Regions from separate parts of the Homo sapiens genome. Here all the other regions are linked to region 4. The links are chromatin contacts, found by Hi-C or POLR2A ChIA-PET in ENCODE. All regions are on one chromosome and are shown on one strand. Each heading gives the region's core, a stretch centred on a gene start or an enhancer-like site at or near the end of the contact. The rest is flanking DNA. Distances are from core to core; before and after follow the strand shown.

What was found. A loop is a pair of places that touch in the nucleus more often than their neighbours do. ChIA-PET counts read pairs that join two places held with the same protein, here RNA polymerase II (POLR2A). Pooled maps may share reads with other maps.
Region 1: a map of OCI-LY7 shows a loop between it and region 4 (10-fold over the local background). The contact joins the promoter of CYBB here to the promoter of MID1IP1-AS1 in region 4. A Hi-C loop is called at or near these places in 1 of 168 maps with a recorded cell type or tissue (OCI-LY7), 2 of 37 single-sample maps with no recorded cell type and 5 of 50 pooled maps.
Region 2: a map of chondrocyte shows a loop between it and region 4 (2.3-fold over the local background). The contact joins the enhancer-like site here to the promoter of MID1IP1-AS1 in region 4. A Hi-C loop is called at or near these places in 1 of 168 maps with a recorded cell type or tissue (chondrocyte). POLR2A ChIA-PET finds 5 or more read pairs at or near these places in 2 of 52 experiments (BJ and H1).
Region 3: a map of ascending aorta shows a loop between it and region 4 (4-fold over the local background). The contact joins the promoter of LINC03099 here to the promoter of MID1IP1-AS1 in region 4. A Hi-C loop is called at or near these places in 2 of 168 maps with a recorded cell type or tissue (ascending aorta and chondrocyte) and 5 of 50 pooled maps. POLR2A ChIA-PET finds 5 or more read pairs at or near these places in 1 of 52 experiments (HEK293T).
Region 5: a loop to region 4 is called in a map with no recorded cell type, with 6 times the contacts of the local background. The contact joins the enhancer-like site here to the promoter of MID1IP1-AS1 in region 4. A Hi-C loop is called at or near these places in 1 of 37 single-sample maps with no recorded cell type. POLR2A ChIA-PET finds 5 or more read pairs at or near these places in 1 of 52 experiments (SK-N-SH).
Region 6: a loop to region 4 is called in a map of CD8-positive, alpha-beta T cell, with 13 times the contacts of the local background. The contact joins the promoter of MED14 here to the promoter of MID1IP1-AS1 in region 4. A Hi-C loop is called at or near these places in 3 of 168 maps with a recorded cell type or tissue (CD8-positive, alpha-beta T cell and naive thymus-derived CD4-positive, alpha-beta T cell) and 10 of 50 pooled maps.

Annotation. Positions count from the first base shown.
Region 1 is chrX:37,778,620-37,782,531 of GRCh38, forward strand. CYBB (cytochrome b-245 beta chain) reads left to right here and starts at 1,440. Exons shown (of 13, transcript NM_000397.4): 1 at 1,440-1,503; 2 at 3,469-3,564. The coding sequence starts at 1,459. RefSeq lists an enhancer at 1,482-1,531.
Region 2 is chrX:39,905,591-39,909,712 of GRCh38, forward strand. No RefSeq gene overlaps it. Among named protein-coding and RNA genes, the nearest start is that of MIR1587, 70 kb to the left of the region's middle. RefSeq lists enhancers at 270-1,059, 1,887-3,086, 2,495-3,191, 2,565-2,859. Within about 2 kb of position 2,706, at least 14 of the 41 ENCODE cell types and tissues checked have a DNase peak (open chromatin) inside an H3K27ac peak, as active enhancers do.
Region 3 is chrX:40,260,442-40,264,730 of GRCh38, forward strand. LINC03099 (long intergenic non-protein coding RNA 3099) reads left to right here and starts at 2,476. Exons shown (of 3, transcript NR_110386.1): 1 at 2,476-3,111.
Region 4 is chrX:38,802,459-38,806,749 of GRCh38, forward strand. It overlaps MID1IP1-AS1 (MID1IP1 antisense RNA 1), which reads right to left and starts at 1,425. Exons shown (of 2, transcript NR_046706.1): 1 at 1,275-1,425. It overlaps MID1IP1 (MID1 interacting protein 1), which reads left to right. Exons shown (of 3, transcript NM_021242.6): 2 at 77-1,955; 3 at 2,225-4,074. The coding sequence starts at 2,489. The coding sequence ends at 3,040. RefSeq lists enhancers at 52-893, 894-1,735 and a silencer at 1,538-1,757.
Region 5 is chrX:39,934,986-39,939,055 of GRCh38, forward strand. It overlaps LOC105373180 (a long non-coding RNA gene), which reads left to right. Exons shown (of 5, transcript XR_949028.3): 2 at 1,609-1,694; 3 at 2,324-2,457; 4 at 2,865-2,883; 5 at 3,082-4,070. Among named protein-coding and RNA genes, the nearest start is that of LINC03053, 72 kb to the right of the region's middle. RefSeq lists an enhancer at 1,974-2,203. Within about 2 kb of position 2,031, at least 3 of the 41 ENCODE cell types and tissues checked have a DNase peak (open chromatin) inside an H3K27ac peak, as active enhancers do.
Region 6 is chrX:40,732,930-40,736,992 of GRCh38, forward strand. It overlaps MED14 (mediator complex subunit 14), which reads right to left and starts at 2,613. Exons shown (of 31, transcript NM_004229.4): 1 at 2,269-2,613. The coding sequence starts at 2,483. It overlaps MED14OS (MED14 opposite strand), which reads left to right and starts at 2,761. Exons shown (of 2, transcript NR_169211.1): 1 at 2,761-2,861. RefSeq lists enhancers at 1,983-2,904, 2,905-3,825 and silencers at 2,221-2,600, 2,861-2,950.

The sequences.
Region 1 (3,912 bases), core at 190-2,689, 1.0 Mb before region 4:
ACAAAGTCAGGATCATTAATATCACTGTCTTCCACCTCCACATTTTGCCCCACTGGACAGTCTTCAAGGGCACTAACATGCATGAAGCTGTCATCTATGACAGCAATGCATTCTTCTGGAATACCTTCTGAAGGACCTGCCTGAGATTCTTTTACAGTTAACTTTTTTATAAGTAGGAGTATACTCTAAAATAATGATTAAAAGTATAGTCTAGTAAATAAATGAACCAGTAACATAGTCATCTATTTTTACTATCAAGTACTATGTAATGTACATAATTGTATGTGCTATACTTTTACAACTGGCAGCTCAGTAGGTTTGTTTACACCAGCATTGCCACAAACACATGAGTAATGTGTTATGCTACAATGTCACTAGATGGTAGGAATTTTTCAGCACACACACACAAGTATATATATTATATATTATATTATATATTATATATATATGTATATATATATATATATATATAGAGAGAGAGAGAGAGAGAGAGAGAGAGAGAGATGGAGTCTTGCTCTGTCGCCCAGGCTGGGGTGCAATGACACAATCTCGGCTCACTGCAACCTGACTCCCAGGTTCAAGTGATTCTCCTGCCTCAGCCTCCTGAGTAGCTGGGACTACAGGTGCCCACCACCATGCCCAGCTAATTTTTGTATTTTTAGTAGAGACGGGGTTTCACCATGTTGGCCAGATTGGTCCCAAACTCCTGACCTCAAGTGATCCACCCCACTCAGCCTCTCAAAGTGCTGGGATTACAGGCGTGAGCCACCGTGCCTGGCCAACACCATTATAATCTTATGGGACCACTGTCATACATGTGGTTCATCATTGGCCAAAGCATCTGTATTTATATATGTATGTTTCAAATTATATATATATATATATATATATATATATATATATATATGATAGCTATACATGAACATACACACACACATATATAGACATATATAGCACATAAAATTGGCACATATTAAGCATTTTGTAAATATCAACCATTACAATTGTTACTACTTTTCTCAGCAAGGCTATGAATGCTGTTCCAGCCTGTCAAAATCACACCTGTTTAATGTGTTTTACCCAGCACGAAGTCATGTCTAGTTGAGTGGCTTAAAAATTGTGATCAAATAGCTGGTTAGTTAAAAAGTTATTTCACTGTGTAAAATACATCCCTTAAAATGCACTGTTATTTATCTCTTAGTTGTAGAAATTGGTTTCATTTTCCACTATGTTTAATTGTGACTGGATCATTATAGACCCTTTTTTTGTAGTTGTTGAGGTTTAAAGATTTAAGTTTGTTATGGATGCAAGCTTTTCAGTTGACCAATGATTATTAGCCAATTTCTGATAAAAGAAAAGGAAACCGATTGCCCCAGGGCTGCTGTTTTCATTTCCTCATTGGAAGAAGAAGCATAGTATAGAAGAAAGGCAAACACAACACATTCAACCTCTGCCACCATGGGGAACTGGGCTGTGAATGAGGGGCTCTCCATTTTTGTCATTGTAAGTACCAACAAGAGATAAGTTATAAATTCTCTGACTTCTCGGGGTTATCTTGGAACTAAAATAGACCAAAGCTTTTTTGTTCATTTGAGGAATTGTGTTGAAACTGATTTACCATGTGAACCTATATCTATCTGTAAACAGACTGAGTCCATTCTTCCAAATTCCTTAATGGAAAGAACATATCTGGGGGCTCACTTCTAGCTTACTTCTGAATTCCTAGGAGGAATAAATTAGCCAGCATTTCGCAGAAGGAGTAGAAAATATTTCATGCTAATGATCTCTGATTCTGAGTTGTTTAGTAATGTTTACTCAGACGCACATGTCTATGTGTTTATACTACTTTAAAAATGACAAATTGAAATTTTATACCATTTTCTAAATAAAAAATATAAGATTGACTCATGTATGGGAAGTAGGCCTTTATTTCAGTAATTACACTAAATATAATAAAACTTCTCAAATTTATTTTCAAAAACAAGTACCTTCTTTTTTCAGAGATCTAAACTTGAGTTATTTATAAGATTTATAAAAATTCAAAAGAACAGAATTGAAATAAGTCATCTAGATTCATAAATATGTAGTATGTATATTTATATATAATTGTATATATATATAAATCAATATAGTCTGGAGAAACTATGTAAGTAAAGATATAGCTAATTTACAAGTGGACAGAATGATTTCTGTACTTTTTAAAACAAAGAAAATCAACTGTTCTCTTAAAATGGTGTTATCAGCAAAGCAATAATGGACAAATTGGGTAGATAGAAATACGATTTTTAAATAGCCTTTCTAAATAACCAATAGAAGCATTACACAGATGTTAAAAAGTACAATTATGAATGGAATATGAATGGAGCTTTTGTAAAAATTTATCATGAAAAATAATGAGTCTTTGAGTTTTAAATATAGAAAGCAATTAGTGGCACAAATAAAAACAACAAATATTTTGTTATAAAAAATGTTTACGCCAAACCAACATTCTACTGCAACAGAGAATTCTTCCGAGTATTCGAAGCTGTAAACTTAACTTCTTATCACCATTTTTAAGGGCAAATAATTTCTATAGAAAGTAAGTTCAAATTAAACTTTTAGCTCTCGCCACAATTTTTCCCAGGAAATGACCTCCTTCTAAATTATATACTCATGCACTTGAAAGTGAAAACACAGCTTGGAAAGTCAGAGTAAAGAAAGAATGACAAGATCAGGAAATTGGGAAGTTGCTTTAGCACTTTTTTCTTTGTAAAGAGAGAATATTATCAAGTGTCTAGAGCATATAATAGCTTCAAAGCATAGTTGAGAAAAGATCACTATGGAGCTGAAGGTAGAGAACTGGGTAGTGTGACCACTTGATCCAGTCAGTGCTTAGGATAAAATGAACTGTCATGATCTAGAAAGCTGTTTTTGTTGTAAATCCCAAGCCCCTCACTATGCTCAATATTCTCTCCTTGAAGCATTAAGTAAAACTAATCAAGGAAAATGGAAGGCTTGGCATTTTAGCTGATGAGAATTCACTAGCTGGATTACTGTGTGGTAGAGGGAGGTGATTAGCACCTGTGAGAACAGAACGCAGTGTCATACTGGTGGAGGGAAAGCAATAGTAATATGTTCCCTTCCTTTCTCATTTTAAGTGGAGTGGCCTGCTATCAGCTACCTATCCAAGGTTAAGCAAAAGAGAGGGGAAAAAAAGGGAGTGGGGTAATGTAAGACTGATAATTTGGTATACTGGCCAAATCATAAAACAATCATGGGGAACAACACAGGGTGGAGAGGTTTTAATTATAGACAAGTGTAGTGACACTGTTGAGGAAAGAGCTGGCTCTAAGCTGGTTATATCCAGCTTTGTCACTACCTTTGTCAAAGTTGGACTTGGGGAAGTCCTGACCCTTATCTGACTCCAGTCTTGTGTGGAATCTACTGTGGAAATGCGGAAACTTCATGCAATTATTTCTGTTTGTGCAGCTGGTTTGGCTGGGGTTGAACGTCTTCCTCTTTGTCTGGTATTACCGGGTTTATGATATTCCACCTAAGTTCTTTTACACAAGAAAACTTCTTGGGGTAAGTATAAATTCCATCCCATGCAATATTGGCTGGTTCACATTTCTCATCAGACATTCTTGTTCATCTTCCTGTTAGCATTTTAAATACATATTCTGACCAACCCAAACAGTACCATTAGCCTCACTCCCTCCATTGCAACTTCCTGGGCAACAGTCACTTAAAGCCTTCCAGTCTGGGACCAACAAAAGTGGGGCAGAGGGCCCCAGTGGCATCCTTCCCCAACCAAGAACCATGTGCCATTGTTTAGCTTAAAGGAGAAATCTAATACTCACTCTGAAATGGAAGGGCAGGTTGGAGCAATCCATCCAGGAGTGACACATGTGGGACAAGTGGGACTTTCCATAT
Region 2 (4,122 bases), core at 1,456-3,955, 1.1 Mb after region 4:
GAAGGGGTAGGTGGACACTGCGTGGGTGGTTTCGTGTTGCAATTTTTTTTTCTCTTTTGTGGCTGTTGTTTTCTTTTTCATCTATTCAGTTTTGTAGTATTCAACAGCCGGGCGCTTGGCAAAACCTGGCAGCGTTATCCACACGGCCGTTTTCAGTCCAAATGGCTCCTGTCAACTTTTACAGCCCCGCGCTAAAACTCCAGGCACGTCTCTTATTGCCAGCACAGGGTTATTTATTTGCCCGGACTGTCTGGCCTCACATTTTTCACGTGTGTGTTACCCCGGCAGTTGCTTCAACTTCCCTCTGGCCCTTAAAACGCTAGTAAACGCCCAGTCCAATTTAGAGCTGGGAGGTGTTGAGCATTTCATCTTTTCAGGATCCTGCACTGGTTAATGTCATTTTCGTCTCCGTTCAGCTTTTGACCTGAAGGAAGGGGAAGCCTTCTCCACTGTGAAAATTACTCTTTCACTGGAAACCATTGTTACTAATAATAACCTCACCAGGCACACCATCGAATGGTCCGGATGCCCCCTGCCCGCAGGGGTGGGGCACACACATGACTCAGAGGGGACATGGCTGGCCCAGGTCAGCGGGTGAGGGCCACAGCCTTGGCCACTCCACGTCTGGAACCCTGGTCATGTTCTGCAACTGGGCCTTTCATTCTTTTTTAATCCTTTACACAAACAGTGTGTGTGTGAACATGCGCACGCTGGTGTGTCTGTGTGTGTGTGTGTGTGTGTGTGTGTTCACGCGCGAGCTTATGTGTGGCTTTGAAATCATCCAAAAAAGGTTTTTCATGGTTGAGGCTGACCTGGTGCAATGCAGAATATATTATTTCTTTCAGAGCGTGGATAGCAGATCTGCACGTGAAACACAGATCAAACACGGCCCACAGAAACAATGGTAGGAAGCATAACCAGAGTGAATCGATTCCTTGATCCTGCTCTGCCAAAAAATTAAAGAGGAGCACTCCTGGGGTTTTTAACCCAGATAAGACTTCAGCCACAGCCGTATTTCCCATGTTCCTGGATCTCTTGTTCTGGCTCTTATTCTGCGGATAAAATGTGGAATAGAGTAAGCAGTGTCGAGTTCTGCCGGTTCATCTGGCTTTTTAAAAAAAAATTAAATGGCTCTATCTCTTTGCCCTCAACACTTCTGCACACGCACATGTGCACGCACACAGCCTTGTTTTACCTTTTCTCCAGAACTAAACTGGACAGACTTTGCCATTTCTTTCAACAGGACAAGGAGAAGGTAGAAAGGGCCCTCTCAGGCATCAGCCTCTTAAAAGGACAAATTTCTTGAAGCAAAGAAAGTTCTAGTCCCCAGTCTGAGACCCATTCTGTCTCTCCATCCCCAAGTGATGACACAACCCCTTCGTTCTCAAAGATCTGTTTAAATATGTAGGTGGTCTTGCTTGAGTCAACTGGTTTTTATGTCAGCATTGACCTCAGTCCTGAGATCCTAGATTGCCCAGCTGGCAGAGCACTGGAGGGTAGAGCTCGCTGCAAGTGAGGCCAGCCCACCCCCAGCCTTCTGATGGGCCACTGAGGCCACCCCGTTGGGCTGGTCATCTGCAGCCGGTGTCCTCTCCTGACCTCTGCTCTAATCTCAAGGGCACCCTTTATTTAGACACCACAGTCCAGCCTGAGCCTCAAGTCCTCGATTCATTGGCTGGACATGAGCCAGGGACAGCCACAGGCTGGCTCCAGAGGGCTCCCCAAAAGAGGCCACAGAGGCCCCAGGAGGCAGGCTCTGGCCGAGCTGGAACAGAGAACGGAGGTTTAAATTTCCGAGGCCTCAGTTCGAATTCCAGCTCTCTCACTGGCGATGACCTTGATCCGTGGGGTAACTTCCCTGAGCCTGGTGCCTGCATCAATCAAATGGAAGAGGAGAAGACCACGTGAACGTGGAGCAGAGTGAGATGCAAAGATGCTGGCCTTGACGTTTGTAGTGATTAGTGAGGCAGCCACAAGCCAAGGAAGGCCAGCAGCCACCAGAAGCCAGAAGAGGCAAGGAACAGATTTTTCACTGGATTCTCATGAGAAAGTATGGCCCAGTGAAACTGACTTCAGGCTTCTAGCTTCCAGAACCATAAGAGAATATATTCCTACTGTTTTAAGCCACCAAATTGTGGTCATTTGTTATAGGCAGCCATAGGAAGCTAAGACAGAATTTACAAAGGGCCTCCGGGAGACCTCTGTGAAATGGTACTAGATATTGACTTGTATTATCTTAATGGGCCCTGACAACGAGCTTTTAAGGTAGTGGGCAAGGCAAGCCTTGTCAGTGTTTTACTGATTAGGAAATGGAGGCTCTGAGAAATTAAGTGTCTTGTTCGAGGTCACATGTTGTTTGGTGGCAGAGCTGGGACTGGAACAGAGGTGACCCAGAGCCTGGTGCTGGTCCCTTTCCACCACCCGCCATGCCCTGTGCCCACCCTCCCTCCTCTGACCAAGTCTAAGCAAGTGGAAAGGAGGGCTTGGCCTCCAGTGGGAGCTTAGCAAGGCCTCTCAAGGGCCTGGAAGACAAGGGGACCCTTCTCTAGCCCCCTGCCTGGCCCTGGGTGTTTGCATTTGGACATGTGCTGTGGCAGAGGCATCACGGGGGCACTGGATGCTCCATCTGGAGTTACGTCTCTTCTCCTAGAGGAAAGGGAATCCAGGGACATGAATTCTCTCTCAGTGACTCACCTCTGAGCCCTGTCAGGTCTCCCCGGGCCTCAGATTCCTCTGTGGTGACATGGAAATAATAACAGGGCCGCCCCCTCCTTGAGGAGCTGTGGAATTAGAGAATGAGCCTGCACAGAAATGCCCACGGTGAGTCGATTACCCAGTTCCGCTCTCCTCTGGCCCAAGCGGTGGCCCCGAGAGTCCCCTGGAACAGGAGGGCCTCAGGGAAATTTGCCAGGGGCACCACACAGAGAGCACGCCAGGGAGGCGTTGCTCAATCTCTCACCCACGTGGGCCCCAGGGAAAGCCCGCAGCCCAGCCATGACTCCTGAACTGCCCTGAGAGCCTGGGACAGGCTCGCACTGCGCTCACTCATCCTCTCTGTCTCTCTCTCTCTCTCATGCTTTTCCTTTATTTTCTCATGCTTTCCCTCTCTTGTGCCCACACTCCAGAAATATGTTTCCCATCCCCTCATTTCCCTGCATTCTCTGTCCTCCTCCTCCCGTCCTCCTTGCTTGCTGGCTTTCACTTACTCTCTTCTTCTCCCTGGTGCTCTGTTCCCCGCTCTGTGCCCTCTTTCATGCCCCCTGTCCATCACCCCGCCACTCTCTTGCTGTCTCGGCTTACTCTCTCCTGCTTGCCCTCTTGCTGCCTTACTTTCCTCTCTTGCCCTCTCACTCTCTGACTCTTCCGTGCTCTCTGCTGCCCTGGACCCTCCATGGCCCCCACCCCCGCCCTGGGATCAGGCTGAGGCCAGGCTTCCGCTGAGCTTCCCTCCTTGCTTCACCTCTTCCCTGCCGCGCTGCTGCCCTCGCTCTCTCGCTGGCTTCTCCTGCAAGGACTTGCTCCATAAAGCACTCACACGGGACTTCCCCCTCAGGCTCTGCTTCTAGAGAATTCTTTCTTTTTTTTTTTTTTGAGTCGGAGTTTCACTCTTGTTGCCCAGGCTGGAGTGCAGTGGCACGATCTTGGCTCACTGCTGCAACCTACGCCTCCCGGGTTCAAGCGATTCTCCTGCCTCAGCCTCCCAATAACTGGGATTACAGGTGTGTGCCACCACGCCCAGCTAATTTTTGTGTTTTTAGTAGAGCGGGGTTTCACCATGTTGGCCAGGCTGGTCTCCAACTCCTGACCTCAAGTGATCCACCCACCTTGGCCTCCCAAAGTGCTGGGATCACAGTCATGAGCTACCGCACCTTGCCCTGGAGAATTCTTACCTAAGATACCCTGGTAGGTTCTAGAGAAGGAAAATCAGGAAAGATGTGCCTGCCCTGCCTTCCAAGAGCTTCTGGCCTGGGAGGAGAAGCATCCTGAAGGAGAATACAGGGCAATACCCCCTGTCCCAGGTGCTGCAATTGAGGTCTACTCAGCCCACCACAAAGCACCAGGGATTAGGTGATGTGTTGAGTGTGTGGAGGGATAATCGGGGAAGGCTGCATAGAGGAGGTG
Region 3 (4,289 bases), core at 1,226-3,725, 1.5 Mb after region 4:
ATGGATTTGCTCTGAGTTCTGTCATCTCTTGTGACCCAGGGCTCACAGAGGCAGGGCCAAGAGCACAGGACTCAACACCCAATGGAGCCATGTTAATCTACTCTCAAGGGGACCTGGGCTTGATGCCAGCCGTGTGAGCATGCTCCCTGGCTCCTTCCTCTAACCACCTGACAATGACAAAGCTCTAGAAAGGTGTGACAGTGGCTGGGTGCGGTGGCTTACGCCGGTAATCCCAGAACTTTGGGAGGCCGAGGTGGGAGGATCACAAGGTCAGGAGATCCAGACCATCCTGGCTAACACGGTGAAACCCCGTCTCTACTAAAAATACAAAAAAAAAATTAGCCAGGCATGGTGGCGGGCGCCTGTAGTCCCAGCTACTCGGGAGGCTGAGGCAGGAGAATGGTGTGAACCTAGGAGGCGGAGCTTGCAGTGAGCCGAGATCGCGCCACTGCACTCCAGCCTGGGCGACAAAGTGAGACTCCATCTCAAAAAAAAAAAAAAAAAAAGGAAAGAAAGGTGTGACAGTTTGGTGCTTTCCTGGAAGGTGATCCATTCACCGGTGCCGATAGAGGATGCCCTGCTAGATCACAGTTGTTAAAATCCAAGAGAACTGGGTTAGAGTCCCAGCTCTGACCCTGGCTGGGCCACCTTGGACAAGTTACTTAACACCTCTGAGTTCTGCTTTAAATGGCATACATTCCGCATCTCCCACAGTACCTGAAACACAGCAGGCACTCCATAAATGATCATTATTGTGTCTTAAATTTACTCCTAACTTTTGGCAGCAAATATTATCACCCCATTTTGTGGAGGGGGCCACAGAGGTTCAGAAAGGTTCACCAGTGTTTCAGTTCCTTTTTGCTGTGCAAAAACCACCCCAAATCTTAGTGGCTTAAAATGACAATTAATGATAATTTCTCATAATTCTGTAGATTGATTGGGTGGTTCTTGGGTTCCATATGGTGTCAGCTGGATCTCTCATGGGGATACAATCAATTGGCAGCTAGATTGGGCTGGAAGGTCAAAGAAGGCCTCTCACATGACTAGGGCCTTGGTGCTGGCTGTTGGCTGGGTGGCCTGAGCTCTCTTCTTCACGACCTTTTCATCTGGCTGGCTTGGGCATCTTCAAGTATGGCAGCTGGGCTTCAGGAGGGAGTGTTCCAAGAGGACAAGCCTCAATATGTGAGCAATTATCCTTCCTCTGCTTTTCGTCATGCTCATTAATATTCCATTAGCCAAAGAAAGTCACATGGCCAAACTCAGAGTCAATACATGGGATGTGGGAGGTACGGCTCCTTGAGGGCTGCCTGTGTAACAGTCCAGCCACAAAGGCTTGCCTCGGATGCCACAGCCATTGACTGGTATAGCTGGGATTTGAACCCAAGCCTGTCCGACTCCAGATCCACGCTCCTTCCTCAAGTATTGGTTGAGGCTGGCGTTTGTGGTTCCACTGCCTGAGCCTAGTGGTTAGGCGATTTTCCATCTTGTCTCCAGCCCACCCGTGTCCCTGGTACTCTCTGTGATGTTCTCATCGTACCTCTCCTGCTCCCAACAGAGGGGAGAGAAGCACCCTTCTTCTGCTGGGCTCCCCCTGCCCTTTACTCCTCCATGTTGACTGCAGAGAGCTACTCCTGCTTCCTCCAGAGTCCCAGCCAGGTCGGTGGTGGCCCCATCCCTTCTGACCCCTCCTGCAGCAGCAGCAGCCTGGCTCTGTGGGCCTCATGACCCACATGCCCTTCTGGGCCTCAGCTCAATTTTCAAGGGTACTTTTATTGGGAAAGCGAGGGATCACGAGAACAAAGGCAACATCCTTGAGATAAGCCCAAGTTTACAGCACGCTGTCGTCATCCCAGTGGACTTCCGGTCTGCCTACCAGCTGGGCCGTCCCCTGAGATGGGCCCCCTCCCCTGACCCCTGTCTACACTCAGCCAGAAGCTGATTTGAGCTGGTCCCACAGTGCTGCCTGTGGGAACCCAAGCCCTTCCTGCTCCTATCTGCCTCTGGCTGGATGACGCCCCGGGCAATTCCGCCCACTGTTTTGACCCCAGGCCCCAAACCTAGGTGAGGAACGCCCTCCTCACAGTCCTTCCCTGCTTCCAGTTCAGTGTTGACAGTGAGCAGTGCTCGCTTTGCTATGGCTAGGCCCTCACTCTCCTCTCTTTTCAAGGCCCCAAGAGAGTAAGCCATTTATTCACACCCTATCTTGACAGCAAAGCCGGGGCCTTGAACCTGGGGCACTGCTTTCAGCCATTATTCTTGCAGAGGCCCCAGAGCTCCCAGCCTGCATTTTTGGAGTCTGAGCAGGGCCCACAGCTGTTTTGCTTCAGCTAGGAGTGAAGGCTGACAAAGAGCAAGGTCTCTGGAGAAGGAGGAAATGTTTTCTGGATGCCAAACTGGTGACTGTGGGGAGGTGTGGGGCAGCGGGGAGGGAGGAGCTCTCACTTGTGCCTAGGGAAAGGTCATGGTCAATGAGAAAGCCTTTGATGGGGAGAGTCTGAGATGGGACCCAGGAACATCACCATGAAGCTGTCCAGGATGGATGTGGGACCCTCTGTCAGACCAGGCCAGTTCTCTTAATGTAAGATCAGCAGGCCAAGGTCCTGGGATATGGGAGCTCCCAGGAAGTGGACTGGGATGCCTGAGGGATCCAAGAATTAGCAGTGTCCTGTGTGGTCTCGCTGAGGGAAGCCAGGCAAAATCTAGCGGCTCAGCTGTAACAGCCGGAGCTCTTGGCTCCCAAGCAACAGGAAACAATTCTGGCTTATTTAAGCAGAAAAGGACTTTATCAAAAGGATCTTGGGGAACTCACAAAATAACCAAGAGGGCTGAAGAATACAGTTGGTGAGTCGACCAAGGAGGCTGCACAGCAGTCAGGACCACAGCCAAAGTCAGGCAATCCAGGGATGACCTCGCTGCCAAATCCAGGACTCCCTGGCATACACTGCCACCTTGGGACGTGGATATGGTCCCTGTCGCCCCAGGAACTGGAATGCCATTGACTTGGCGACTGCCACCATCCACCAGAATGGACTTCTGTGCTCCTTGCATCTCTGTATTATTAGTTCCCAACTCCAAGCCTTTGATGGGGGCATCTGATGGATTGAGCCTAAGGTAAGAGCCTATACCAACTGCAATGGCGGCTGGGAAAGTGCCCCTATCTGGGATTTTTAGCTTTTCTGGTGGGAGGCAACTAGGAAGATGAAGGATTCTCCAAACGTGGGAGGAGAGGCTGGAGGCTAGATACCTCACCTAGAAAAATGCAGGGCAGCTGAGTGTTGAAGAAACATGTCTCCAGAGACAGCCTGCGTGTGTATTCCCCCTCCTCCAGATGTCGATGTCGGGGGGCAGGGAGGTGAGGTCAGGAAGTATACGTGGAGTTAGGAACCCTGGGTTCGATTATGAGTCTCCTCTGTCTGTCAACCTGAGATAAGCTATTCACAACCCCGGGGCCTCAGTTGTGCCTCAGTGCCCACTGTCCAGCCTTTGAGCATGCAGAAGGTGTGTGCTAGCTTCTGCTGTCGTGTGGGCCCTCTGGCCGAAAGATGCCCCAAGACTGCCAAAGCCCCAAATGGAATGGGGCTGTTTGCTCAATATAATGATTGAAAGTATGGGTTTTGGAGTCAGGGAGATTGGGGTTTACCAGCCATGTGCCCTTGGATGTGTTCTTTAACCTCTCTGAACCTTAGTTTCCTTATCTGCAAAATGTAGGCATGGTGGCAGGCACACAGCCTCCCTTCCAACCTCGTCCTATGGTGCCCCCATGGTCTGCAGAGACTGGAAGGCTAAAAACTGGATTTCCCAGACACCTTTGCAGCTGGGACTGTGGATGAGAATTCAGTTTCACCAGTTAGATGCAATCGTGTGAAGTCTGGCTGTACCTGCTAGAGGTGTGTGTGTGTGTGTGTGTGTGTGTGTGTGTGTGTGTGTAACAACATTCTAGTGTTTGCTCAGTTACCGGCTTTGTGGGTGTTGAGAGGGGTTGTGGTGGCAGTGGCTTCCTGATCCTTGGATCGCAGCTATGGTAGTGCACTCTGGAAATCTACATTTCTAGAGGCAGGCTCCCTCACGCCTCACCTTCCTGATGGTGGCAGAGATGGCAGTAGTCTTGGCAGACCAGTTCAGTGGTGTTGTTTTGGGAGTCCAGAGACTGCTCCTCCTGCACCCTTCCAATAATTTTGTCAGCACCTAATTTCCTGTGTTAAATCTCTTCTTGCTTAAAATAGCTGGAGAGGTTCTCTCTTCCCTGCAATTGAACTCCAACTGCTGTCAGGGTAACCCCCATTTGCTCA
Region 4 (4,291 bases), core at 175-2,674:
GTAGTGGGTCCTCAGACTTAGGTCTGTCTCCAAGGGTCACTGACTTTGTTTTGTTTTGTTTGTTTTTTGTCAACAGATTAGTCCTTGTGGCACCAAGTCAGAATTTCATTCAAAAGACAATTAGGAAGATGGTTTTCTATGGAAAATATTTAAGTGTAGGTCTTAATGTGAAAGAAAGAGGGAGAGAAAGAAACCCCTTTATTATGTTCTCCCTTCCTTAGGCATTTTTTGTCCCGTGGGAAAAAACTGTACTAGGGACAGAGACCTCTGTTAAGTTTTAGAGAAAAGGGATCTTTTTTTTTTTTATTTGAGACAGAGTCTTGCTCTGTCGCCCAGGCTGGAGTGCAGTGGCACGATCTCGGCTCACTGCAACTCCGCCTCCTGGGTTCAAGCAATTCTCCTGCTTCATCCTCCCGAGTAGCTGGGATTACAGGCGCTGGCCACCACGCCCGGCTAATTTTTGTATTTTTAGTAGAGACCGGGTTTCACCATGTTGGCCAGGCTAGTCTGGAACCCCTGACTTTGTGATCCGCCCGCCTCGGCCTCCCAAAGTGCTGGGATTACAGGCGTGAGCCACCGTTTCAGGCCGAGAAAAGGGATTTAAAATGAGAAGCTTGAATCTTATTGAACATAATTGTAGGACTGCCAGAGAGGACTGGTGGATGAGGAATATGGCAAGGGACATGAGATGGGAAAAATTAAATAGGCTGTGGTTTGGAAGTCTCAAAGTGAAATTCAAGGTGCAAGGCTCTTAAAAGTTAAATCCAGCGATTCGGTACATAGCTTAGGCCCTATTAAATGACCCAGTGCTTTAAGAACTATCTTTTGAAAGGAACACTTCACACAAGCACCCTCAAAAATAATTAGACACCTCCCCATTTCTCTGTTAAATGGTGAAAGACACCCAAGACTAGACCTAACTACTGTCACCCTCTCCTGGCCTCTTGGCAGCCAAAAGGCCACATGGCCCAGGCTCTCCAGCATCACTGTGTAGCCGACTTGGACAAAAATGGACTTCTCCCCATTGCCACTTGCAGATCTCTTCAAAGAATCAGCAGATCTGATAGTGTGCCCCTCTTCATCCCCGGCAACCACTGTTAAAGGAAAGATTGGGAAAGATCCCACCCCGCCAGGAGGGAGGCAAAAGCCTCTGACGCTCCCCTCCCCCCATAGCTGACCAAGGCCAGGGCCACTGCGGGAGCACCGCGCGTCCACGTGCACCCAGCATGCCCGGTCACCCTTTATTACGTAAGAGTCCCAGGATGGAGTTGTACCTGCTGCCGGCCCCTCTTCCCCGACGGCTAATAATAAACCCGGGTTCCTGTTTCCCGGCCGCGGCCACTCCAGATTCGGGGCTGAGGGGCTCACTCTGCAACCAAGGCACGTGCATTCTGGTCATCCCACGCGGGGAGCGCGCGCAAGGCCCGCCCAGCCCCCACATGCCAGCCCCACCCTCCAGTCGGTCCGGACGCCGACGCCTTTTTGACCCTCGCTGTGCCCGGCCCTCCTCATCTGGCCTGCCCAGGGCTTGGTGCTGGCGGGGTCCAGCTGCTCCAATCCCTCCTCCTCTGCTCTGCCCTGCCCTGCCCTGGCCTGCCCCGGCGCCCTCCCTCAGCCCGGGTATCAGGCGAGAGGCGGAGCTGGCCCGGCGCGCCCCGCCCCCGCTGTAGAAAGGGCCGGGCGAGTGTTACTCGCGGTCATCCCGGCCTGGGCCTTTTATCTCGGTGCTGCCGGGGGAGGCGGGAGGAGGAGACACCAGGGGTGGCCCTGAGCGCCGGCGACACCTTTCCTGGACTATAAATTGAGCACCTGGGATGGGTAGGGGGCCAACGCAGTCACCGCCGTCCGCAGTCACAGTCCAGCCACTGACCGCAGCAGCGCCCTTGCGTAGCAGCCGCTTGCAGCGAGAACACTGAATTGCCAACGAGCAGGAGAGTCTCAAGGCGCAAGAGGAGGTGGGTGCCCACGCCCCATCGCTGCCCCGGCCAGCTTGGTTGCTTGAGCTCAGGCTTTTCGGAGGGAGAAGTTGTGGTGGTGGGGGGACACCCTTCTCCCCGCGGCCGTAGGTGGGCGAGGAGGTGGGACTGCCCAGCCGCGGGGAGCCACCCAGGCGCCGTCCCGGACGAGCTGTAGCCAGAGAAGGGGGTGCGCGCGGGCAAGGGCGCCAGGCCCCCTAGCAGGGTGAATAATCTAATCTGTTCTTTCGTCTCCGTGTATCAAACAGGCCAGGGCTCGACCCACAGAGCACCCTCAGCCATCGCGAGTTTCCGGGCGCCAAAGCCAGGAGAAGCCGCCCATCCCGCAGGGCCGGTCTGCCAGCGAGACGAGAGTTGGCGAGGGCGGAGGAGTGCCGGGAATCCCGCCACACCGGCTATAGCCAGGCCCCCAGCGCGGGCCTTGGAGAGCGCGTGAAGGCGGGCATCCCCTTGACCCGGCCGACCATCCCCGTGCCCCTGCGTCCCTGCGCTCCAACGTCCGCGCGGCCACCATGATGCAAATCTGCGACACCTACAACCAGAAGCACTCGCTCTTTAACGCCATGAATCGCTTCATTGGCGCCGTGAACAACATGGACCAGACGGTGATGGTGCCCAGCTTGCTGCGCGACGTGCCCCTGGCTGACCCCGGGTTAGACAACGATGTTGGCGTGGAGGTAGGCGGCAGTGGCGGCTGCCTGGAGGAGCGCACGCCCCCAGTCCCCGACTCGGGAAGCGCCAATGGCAGCTTTTTCGCGCCCTCTCGGGACATGTACAGCCACTACGTGCTTCTCAAGTCCATCCGCAACGACATCGAGTGGGGGGTCCTGCACCAGCCGCCTCCACCGGCTGGGAGCGAGGAGGGCAGTGCCTGGAAGTCCAAGGACATCCTGGTGGACCTGGGCCACTTGGAGGGTGCGGACGCCGGCGAAGAAGACCTGGAACAGCAGTTCCACTACCACCTGCGCGGGCTGCACACTGTGCTCTCGAAACTCACGCGCAAAGCCAACATCCTCACTAACAGATACAAGCAGGAGATCGGCTTCGGCAATTGGGGCCACTGAGGCGTGGCGCCCGTGGCTGCCCAGCACCTTCTTCGACCCATCTCACCCTCTCTCATTCCTCAAAGCTTTTTTTTTTTTTCCTGGCTGGGGGGCGGGAAGGGCAGACTGCAAACTGGGGGGCTGCGTACGTGCAGGAGGCGCGGTGGGGCTGCGTGGAGGAGGGGGCCACGTGTGAGAGAGAAGAAAATGGTGGCCGGAGATGGGAGGGCCCAAGGAACCTCCTGGGAGGGGGCCTGCATTCTATGTTGGTGGGAATGGGACTGGGCTGACGCCCTGCATTCAGCCTGTGCCTTTCCTGGGGTTTCTTTTCTGTTCTTTTCGGAGGAGAGGGCCCGAGAAGGGGCCATACCAGGGCGCGGCGCTGGGTTGCCACACTTGGGAAAGCAGCCCGGAGCTGGGTGCTGGGGAAGGCGGGGCGCGTAGCCTCCCGCCGCCCTGCGGTTGGGCCGGTGGAGGCCCAGGCGTTGCTAGGATTGCATCAGTTTTCCTGTTTGCACTATTTCTTTTTGTAACATTGGCCCTGTGTGAAGTATTTCGAATCTCCTCCTTGCTCTGAAACTTCAGCGATTCCATTGTGATAAGCGCACAAACAGCACTGTCTGTCGGTAATCGGTACTACTTTATTAATGATTTTCTGTTACACTGTATAGTAGTCCTATGGCACCCCCACCCCATCCCTTTCGTGCCACTCCCGTCCCCACCCCCACCCCAGTGTGTATAAGCTGGCATTTCGCCAGCTTGTACGTAGCTTGCCACTCAGTGAAAATAATAACATTATTATGAGAAAGTGGACTTAACCGAAATGGAACCAACTGACATTCTATCGTGTTGTACATAGAATGATGAAGGGTTCCACTGTTGTTGTATGTCTTAAATTTATTTAAAACTTTTTTTAATCCAGATGTAGACTATATTCTAAAAAATAAAAAAGCAAATGTGTCAACTAAATTGGACAAGCGTCTGGTCCTCATTAATCTGCCAATGAATGGTTTCGTCATTAAATAAAAATCAATTTAATTGATTTACTAGCAAAAGTAAATTTTGTGTTCTCTCTGGTATTTCATGGTGGTGGATATTCATCTGTGCAAGTATTTAGCTTTGTTTGGGAACTAGGTACTGACAAAATTTACTTCCAAACTTTATTTCTAATTCAGTACCAAGATAAGACCATACATCTCAACAAAAAGTTCAGAAATATTTAAAATATTTGGGAAGGTACATATATTGTATCTTTCAACCAATTTGGCTAAC
Region 5 (4,070 bases), core at 781-3,280, 1.1 Mb after region 4:
CTACTTGGGAGGCTGAGGTGGGAGAATTGCTTGAACCCAGGAGATGGAGGTTGCAGTGAGCCAAGATTGCACCACTGCACTCCAGCCTGGGAGAGAGTGTGAGATTCCCTTTCAAAAAAAAAATAATTTAAAAAAAAACAAAATATGAGATGGTGTCTTGCTATGTTGCCCAGACTGGTCTCAAACTCCCGGGCTCAAGCAATCCTCCTGCCTTGGCCTCTCAAAGTCCTGGGATTACAGGGGCCCGGCCTCAGCTCTTACAAGTGCTATCCAGTTGAAGTCTCCCAGTAACCCTGGAAAGAATCTTTTATTGTCCTCATTTTCCAGACCAGGAGACTGGGGAGCCAGGAAGGAAAATAACTCACAAGATTATGAAGCCAAAATTTGAACCCAGTTCCATCTGACTCCAAAACTCATGCTGTCACCCAGCCTTGCCAGCCTGCCTGCTGGTGGGCCTCCTGGTGGCTCTGTGTAGCCCGGGCCTTGTACATGCCAGTCGCTTAGGTCTGTCACGCCCCAGAGTGTTGGTTTACTGAGAGCCAGGGAAATCTTCGTGCCAAAGGGGCCTGAAAACCTCTCAGTCACAGATGAAAAACAAATCTGCGTATGTCCATTCGGGGCTCGTGCGGCTGGTAGCGGCCAGGCCCTGGGGAGCGCCCCTTCTCTGAGCCATCACCAGGAGGCAGGCAGCCTCTTCCACGGCTCTTTCCCTCCCAGAAGCCTGGAGGCCACTGACTGTGAGGACATCACTAAGCTCTCCGAGAGGAATGGACTCAACTGCAGGGGGTTCAGTGACTCACCTCCAGCCAGGCCCTCCCAGGAAGAACCTGTGGCTGTACAACCCTCCACCCCCCAGTGCCATCTTGCCAAGGTTTTGCCCGGCGTCGTCGACCTGGGGTGCAGAAAGCAGCCGGTGAATGGCAAAAAAGGGGCCTGCAGTCAGCAGGGCCTGCCTGTACCTCCCCACACACAGAGGACCTCGCTCGGGCCACCGGAGAGTGTGCTGGTACTGCCTGGAGGGGCCCAGGCAGCCAAGGAACAGCCTTCTTGGGCGGCCGTGCAGCCTGCCTGAGGGGCCAGGTCTCTCCAGCCTGCCAGAAGCCGGTGGCCCAGCACTGGCAGGAGACTCTCCTGACCTGCCCCAGCAAGCCCACAGGGGAAGGCTCAAGCTGTTAAAGTGGCACTAGCAGAAGGGAAGTAATGGGCACTGGGATTCTTGACAACATTTCCGTTCGGGCTGGTTCCGCGTTTCCCTCAAGCGAAGGTAATGCTGTTTCCAGCATCTGAGCTCCTAGAGGAGAGGGAAACATCCCTGCTCAGTGCCTGGCTGCAGAGGGAGGGGTAAGACACACAGGAGCCTGCTGGAGGGTGAGGGAGGGGAAAGGGGCAGGACAGCCACCTGTGCCCAGGAGAACCATCTGCCTGGTCACTCTTAGCCCAACAAATGGCCAAACAAAGATGAGCTTCTGAGTGACCCCGACAACTGAAAGCGGCCAAGGCTGAAGTCCACGGTGGGAAGCCAGAACTTTGACATCCACTAGCTTACAAGTCAACGTTGCATTCTCTCTCTCTCTCTCTCTCTCTCTCTCTCTCTCTCTCTCTCTGCAGTCAGGAACAGCACTGGAAGCCAACAGGCCAGATGGAGTTAGTCCTGAAGTCAAACTTTCAGAAAGAAAAATGTCTTAGTCTTCAAGGTGAGTGTGCCAGTTGCCTACCAGCAGATCAGTTGGTCATAGTGGACCCCAGACTGCACAGGCTTTGGAAACAGTCTGCTGTTTAGAGAGTAGTCTAGGTTCACTTTGGAGGGCTTCTGGAGACCTGCTTCCGTGTCCTCTTTGTCCCCCACCCCACCCCACCACCTCTGCCAGGCCTGCCCCTTAGCAAACTCAACCCTTAAGCATTGAAGCATACTAGGGCTCCTTGGTTCTTAAGGTAACTTGAGATCCCTCAGGTGTGGCATTTAAAAGCAAAGGTTCTAGATTTGGACAAATTTAGGTTTGAATCCCAGTTCTGCCTCCTACTAGCCGTGGACTTTGGGTAAGCTATTTGAGCTCTCTGGGTTTCACTTTCCTTATCTGAAAAATGAAACTAATAGTAATACTTATGCAGGGTGGCATTGTAAAGTTTAAAGAACAGAAGTGAAGTGTTCAGGGTTTAGCCCAGCACCCAGCACACAGTAGACACTCAACAAATGTTGGTACCTCCAGCACCCCAGAATTCTAGCCTGGGACAATCCAGGGCAGGCTGGCTGAAGCTCAAAGCAGCAAGACGGCCGCCAAAATGTAATCTACTCACTGGCTGATTCTCCAAAATACCCTCCCAGTCTATGCATCCTGGGCTCTGTCCCTAAGAGGAAGCCAGACCTTTCTGCTCACCAACTCGTCCCCCTGCACCTTCCTGATTGAAGCCACATTCCACGTCATGCCTGTACATCTTCCCCTCGCCCTTCAGACCCAGGTAGGGGCGCTCCCTGAGCCCCCAGCGGGGGGTGGGGCGGGCACCCATTGGCAGAGAGCAGAGACGCTGGGCTCCTGACCTCAGCACACATAGGTGATGCTCCAAGGGGGCTGCGCTCAGACACATCTTAAGGGGAAACCACAAGACTGAGCCATTGTGCTTATTGGCGCCATAAATCACCAACGGTTCCTATCTTGCTGCACCTCCCTGCCCCCGCTCCCTTCCAGCTAAGCTGTCCCAGGGCCCGCCCCCCCACCACCTCCCGACACCACCACCAGGGCCTGCATGACTCCCCAAGTCGGGGGCCAGAGCCACCCGCTCACTTACAAGCAGGATGAGTTCCGCGGAGTTTATTTGTTCTCCTTCTTTTTCAAAAATCTGAACTGCCTTTGTTCCTGAACAATAAGGAGTGTGCAGCTATGGAAGGTGAGGGGCCACGGGTGGATTGGGGTGGGGTGAGAACAAGGGCTTGGGGGGTCGAGGGCAGGCCTAGAGAGCTTGGATGCTCGGCAAGCCCAGGGCCAGCGCTCCCCTGAACTCTGGCCCCTGGCCAGCCCTCCTCAAAGCTGAGATGACTTCCTGGCTTCTGTATCCAGAACACATTCTCTATTACTCTGTCCACAGCCCTTTTTTCAAAATGGTCACAGGGTTCAACTCAGCCTAACTGGACACAGGCCTGGTCCCTGCAGCATCGAAGAAGCCAGGGGTAGCATCTTTGGCCAAGTCACCCACTGACCCCCACGGCCTGGCAACTTTTGTGCTTCCCACCTGCATGTCACCTCTGGGGGTCCCTTCCCTCCAAGAACGTTGCCATCAGGTGGTCTTTCTGATTTCCTCTGCTTCAGCAAAGGCCTTATTTTTTACTCAAGAGCCTGGCTTCCTGATCTGCACAAAAGAGACTCTCCAGATGTGTCCTGGAAAATCCCCCAAAAGTAGGGGGAAAGGTCCCAGTCAAAGCCAAAGCAAGGAAGAGGAAAAAGAGGAAGGAGGAAACTGTCATGGGATAAGATTTTGTCACATATCTGTAATTAAAGGTCCTCTTATATGTGCATACACAAACACACGCACGTATACGCATAACACGGTTAACAAATATTAAGATCTTAACAGTGGCCTTCTCTAGGAAAGATGGGATTATGGGTGACTTTGATTCGCCTCTATCCTAGCTCTCCTCTTACTAGCTGTGTGATTTAGAGCAGGTTAGCTAGCCTCTCAGTTACTCAGTTTCTTCACCTGTAAAATGGGGCCATCATTCTTCTCAGTGTACTATATTGTGAAGATTAAATGAGATTATACATATCAAGATCTCAGAACAGTGCCAGGCACACGTAGTAGAGGTTGAGCATTCTTAATCTGAAAACCAAAAATCTGAAATGCTCCAAAGTCCAAAACTTTTTGAATGCCAACATGACACCACAAGTAGGAAATTCTACACCTGACCCCATGTGATGGGTCGCAGTCAAAAGACCATCAAAACTTTGTTTTGTGAACAAAATTATTAATAATATTGTATAAAATTACCTTCAGGCTACACATGTAAGATGTATATGAAACATTAATAAATTTTGTGTTTAGACTTGGGCCCCAACCCCAAGATATGTCATCATGCATAT
Region 6 (4,063 bases), core at 1,363-3,862, 1.9 Mb after region 4:
GCACATCATGTAAGGCCTTAAAGGTAAGATGACCACATGTTCTGGTTTTCTGGTTTGCCCAAGACAGTCCTGGTTTATGCCTCTTGTTCTGACATTATTATCATCAGCCCCATTATGCTCAAAAGTGTCCCGGTTTGGACTATAAATTTTATGGTCACTATACAGATGATTATCAATATTTTTTTTTTTTTTTTTGAGATAGGATCTCACTGTCACCCAGTCTGGAGTGCAGTGGTGCGAACATGCTCACTGCAGCCTCAACCTCCTGGGCTCAAGCGAACCTCCTGGGCCCAAGCAATCCTCCCACCTCCACCTTCCAAGTAGCTGGAACTACAGGCTTGGGCCACCACACCCAGCTAATTTTCTATTTTTGGTAGAGACAGAGTCTCGAACTCCTGGGCTCAAGTGACCCCCTCCCCTGCCTCAGCCTCCCAAAGTGCTGGGATTACAGGTATAAGCCACCACACCTGGCAATTATCAACACTTTTTAATCTCAGTGAGATGGGGAACCATCGAAGGGTTCTAAGCAGAGAAATTTTAAAAGAATCATCCTGGCTATTTTGTGGAGAAGAAACTATAGAAGGGGCAAGGGAACTACAGAGATACCAGTGAACTGACTATTGCAGTACACAGGTGAAGGATTAGGTGGCTTGGACCAGCACTTGGTGGAAGTGTTGAGAAATGGTCAGACTCTGAAGTCAAAGATAACAGGACTTGCTGATGTATGTAGGATGTGAAGAGAGAGGAGCCAGGAGTTATTCCAAAATATTTGGCCTGAGCAACAACAGGAAGAATGGAGAGACTAGTGAGATAGCAAAGAAGGTTCTGCAGGAGGGAGGACAGTGGAATCAGGAGTTTGGTGCTGGAGTTGCTATGTTGAAATGCCCATCAAGATACTGAAATGTAGGCATCTGGATATAGAGTCTGGAGTTCATCAGAGAGGTCTGTGCTGGAGATACAAATATGGGAACCATCACATAAAGGGTGTGGGACTATAACTACATACTTATTCTACGGCAATAAAACAGATGTTCCTCTCTTCATAAGCCAAGTCCTAAAATAGTAAAAAGACAACCACAATTCAAGGAATTTCTACAAATCCCCTATGGAAAAGCAAATTACACCACCGATAGCAGCAGTTTTCAACATTTTTTTTCCCACAGCTCTATATAGGCACATACATGAAACTTTCTCATGGATATTCTTGGATTTTTATGAAATCCAACAATAAATGGTGCAGAGAGGTATATCATTATAATAGTCCCTAAACCTGACAGCGATTTAAATTTCTCATTAGCCATGGGTAGGCTTCTTTAACACTACTTTTTTCTGTCCCATTCAAAAAAGTACAATACATCAAAACTGAGAATGACGTTTTACAGGAGTTAAGTAGAGCCTACTCTTTCAGTCATCTGCAAACAAGTATCTGTTATCAGTCTCTAAAAACAAATTACTGTGACGCTTTAGAGCCTAATATCTGCATACTAATGTATCTCAATTGATAACCCTGATCTGAAGTCTTGCAATAGATAAAAAATAAAATTCTGATTAACTTTTTCTGAACCTGGGTTATAAGATGTACAACAGAGTCCCAAAATGTTACGGTGCCTTTTCTTCACACACTGAAATTCGTTAGTATATTCTGATCCTATTCTGAAGGGATTAACAACTTAATCATGCCCCAAGGCATTTCATGGGTAACTAGGTGATTTATAAACCCCCTTCATACTCCAAGAAATAACAGACTACTTACAAAAAAATTTTACTCACACTAACTTCATTAAGACCTCAAACACTCAAAAGTTCCAGAAAAAAAGTACTTTGAATTCAAATTTGTATTTTATACACAACGTATGTAGCTCCTGCATTAACTTAGAAGCAATAACAGCTTACATTTAAAACGTATCGTCAAGAGGCTGTAATACAAATTTCCCATCTATAGAGTTTTTTCTAAAAGCTCGAATATTATGTATTCCAGCCAAGAAATCAAGAGAGTTCTGTTGGGAACTCGGACAAAAATTTCACACAATTTTCAGTGGAAGTGTAACAACACGCAAAATTAACAAGTCTCTGTTGCATCGTTGCCAGGAAGACCCCAGATACAAAGCTTCTTCTCCACCTCTGCTGAACCCCAGGAGTTCAAAAATTCTAGACTAAGCAGTCCAGCGGAGAACACAGCAGCCTCTCGGGGAGAGGGAGGTGCAAACGTCTCAGCCGGTTGGGCGGGAAGGGGGGCTGGGGAACAGGCAGGGGTTTCGGGGCACTTACAGGTCCGTCAACACCATAAGCTCCGAGTAGGCCCGGTGCAGCAGAAATTCAATGAGGGTGCTCAGCCGGTAGCCCGGGCTAGCCGCAGCTGCAGCGGCCGCCGCCACGGCGGCTCCCGGGGGAGGAGGGGCTGGGGCTGACGGGGGTCCGCCGCTGCCCCCGCCGCCGCCTCCGGGCGGGACCAGCTGGTGGTTCTCCAGCTGCACTGGGGCCATGGCGGCGCAGGACCGGGCTTGGCGCAACGGCACACGATGCGGTCCTCGAGCCTCCCGGGCGCTCGGTCACCGCGCCGAAACGGGAGCGGGCAGAGTCGCCACCGCCTACCGCCGGGCCGCCTCAGAACAGGAAGCCGTGCGCCGACCGCGGAAGCCCGCCCCCATGTAGCGAGAAGTCCGCCGACCCCAGGGACAGGAGCGAGGGGCGGGGGGAGGCGGGGATGGGGGGGAAGCAGGGCGGCCCCGCAGAGGGGAAGCTGCGCCTCCGCAAACGCTCAGAAGCAGCTTCGCCAGACAGCCGCAACGTACATGTTGACTGCCCGAGGCGGAAGTCGATCGGCAGAGCGGAAGGGGGACCTGCAGAGGACCTTCCGACAGGTCTGTGTCTGTTCTCTCAGCTGTCTAGCACCGCAGCGCTGGGGGGCGCGTGGGAGTGAGGCGGTACCTGTGAGCGCGCGGGAGAGCGGAAAAGGGAGCCGCGCGCCGCCGGAAACCAGGGTGAGGGCTGAGCCGGAGTCGTCACCGGGAACGTCAGCAGTTGCCCCGCCCTTACCCTCGCCGCTCTCCCTCCCGCCTCCGCCCCCTGGCGTTGTAAAGGCGACAATTTGCCCAGAGAAATCCACCATCGCTTCCTAAGTGGGGCACAAACACAGCCAGGGGAGGCCTCCTCTAAATGTTCGTGAATTCTGGTTCTGGAATCGCGAAGAAATGGGAGCGGCCGCGCGCTTGTGATTCTCAGGCCTTTGCTCCTCCCATACACGTCCACGGCGCGTTACGTGGGAGAACGTTTTCGCCCCTTTTTTTTTTTTTCCAAACTGTGGGAAAAGGTGCTAGAAAATATGATTGCGGGTAGAGACAGGGCCGCTGGCAGAGTAACTCAATTTTAATAGAGTCGGGTGTATGCTGAGGTCGTCACCATCCCCCAAATCCTGTCAGTCCCACACAAAAACGGCCCTTAAATCCCCTGCCACGGGCTCTCATATAGTTTTTGTCCTTGCTCTTGCAGTCACCGCTCTATTCTGAAGGGCTTTTCAGTTCATCCATGCCTACCGACACTCCCGTCCCCCCCATCAAAGTCCACGTTTAATTTTTTGTACCTGCTTTAAAACAGCGATTCTCAACCTTGGCTGCACTTTGCAATTATCTGAGGAGCTGTTTTTTAAAAAAATACTTAGATATATGGGTTCCACCCCTGTAGATTCAGATTTAATTGGTCTGGCTTGAGGTCTGGGCTTGGGGAATTTTTGAACTTTCCTAAGGTGATTCTAACATGCCCTAACGTAGAGATTCACTATTAGAAGCATTCGTTGCTGCGACCCCTTTCAAACATCTTTTTGCAGTTTCATCTCCTCTTGGTGTAAGAGATGTTCATGATGTTCCCTAAGGTTAGAATATTCTTACTGTCATCACTTGGGTAATTCTTTATCATTGTTGAAAGCGGTTCATCTGCTTCTGAAGGTGTAAGCTCACTTGTTCCCTCCCTTGGTGGTCCTAAAGCACATTGAAACAGAATATCATTGTGCTAGTTATTAAAATGCATTGGGATTATTTATACCCCTTACAGATACAGTTGCTGGAAG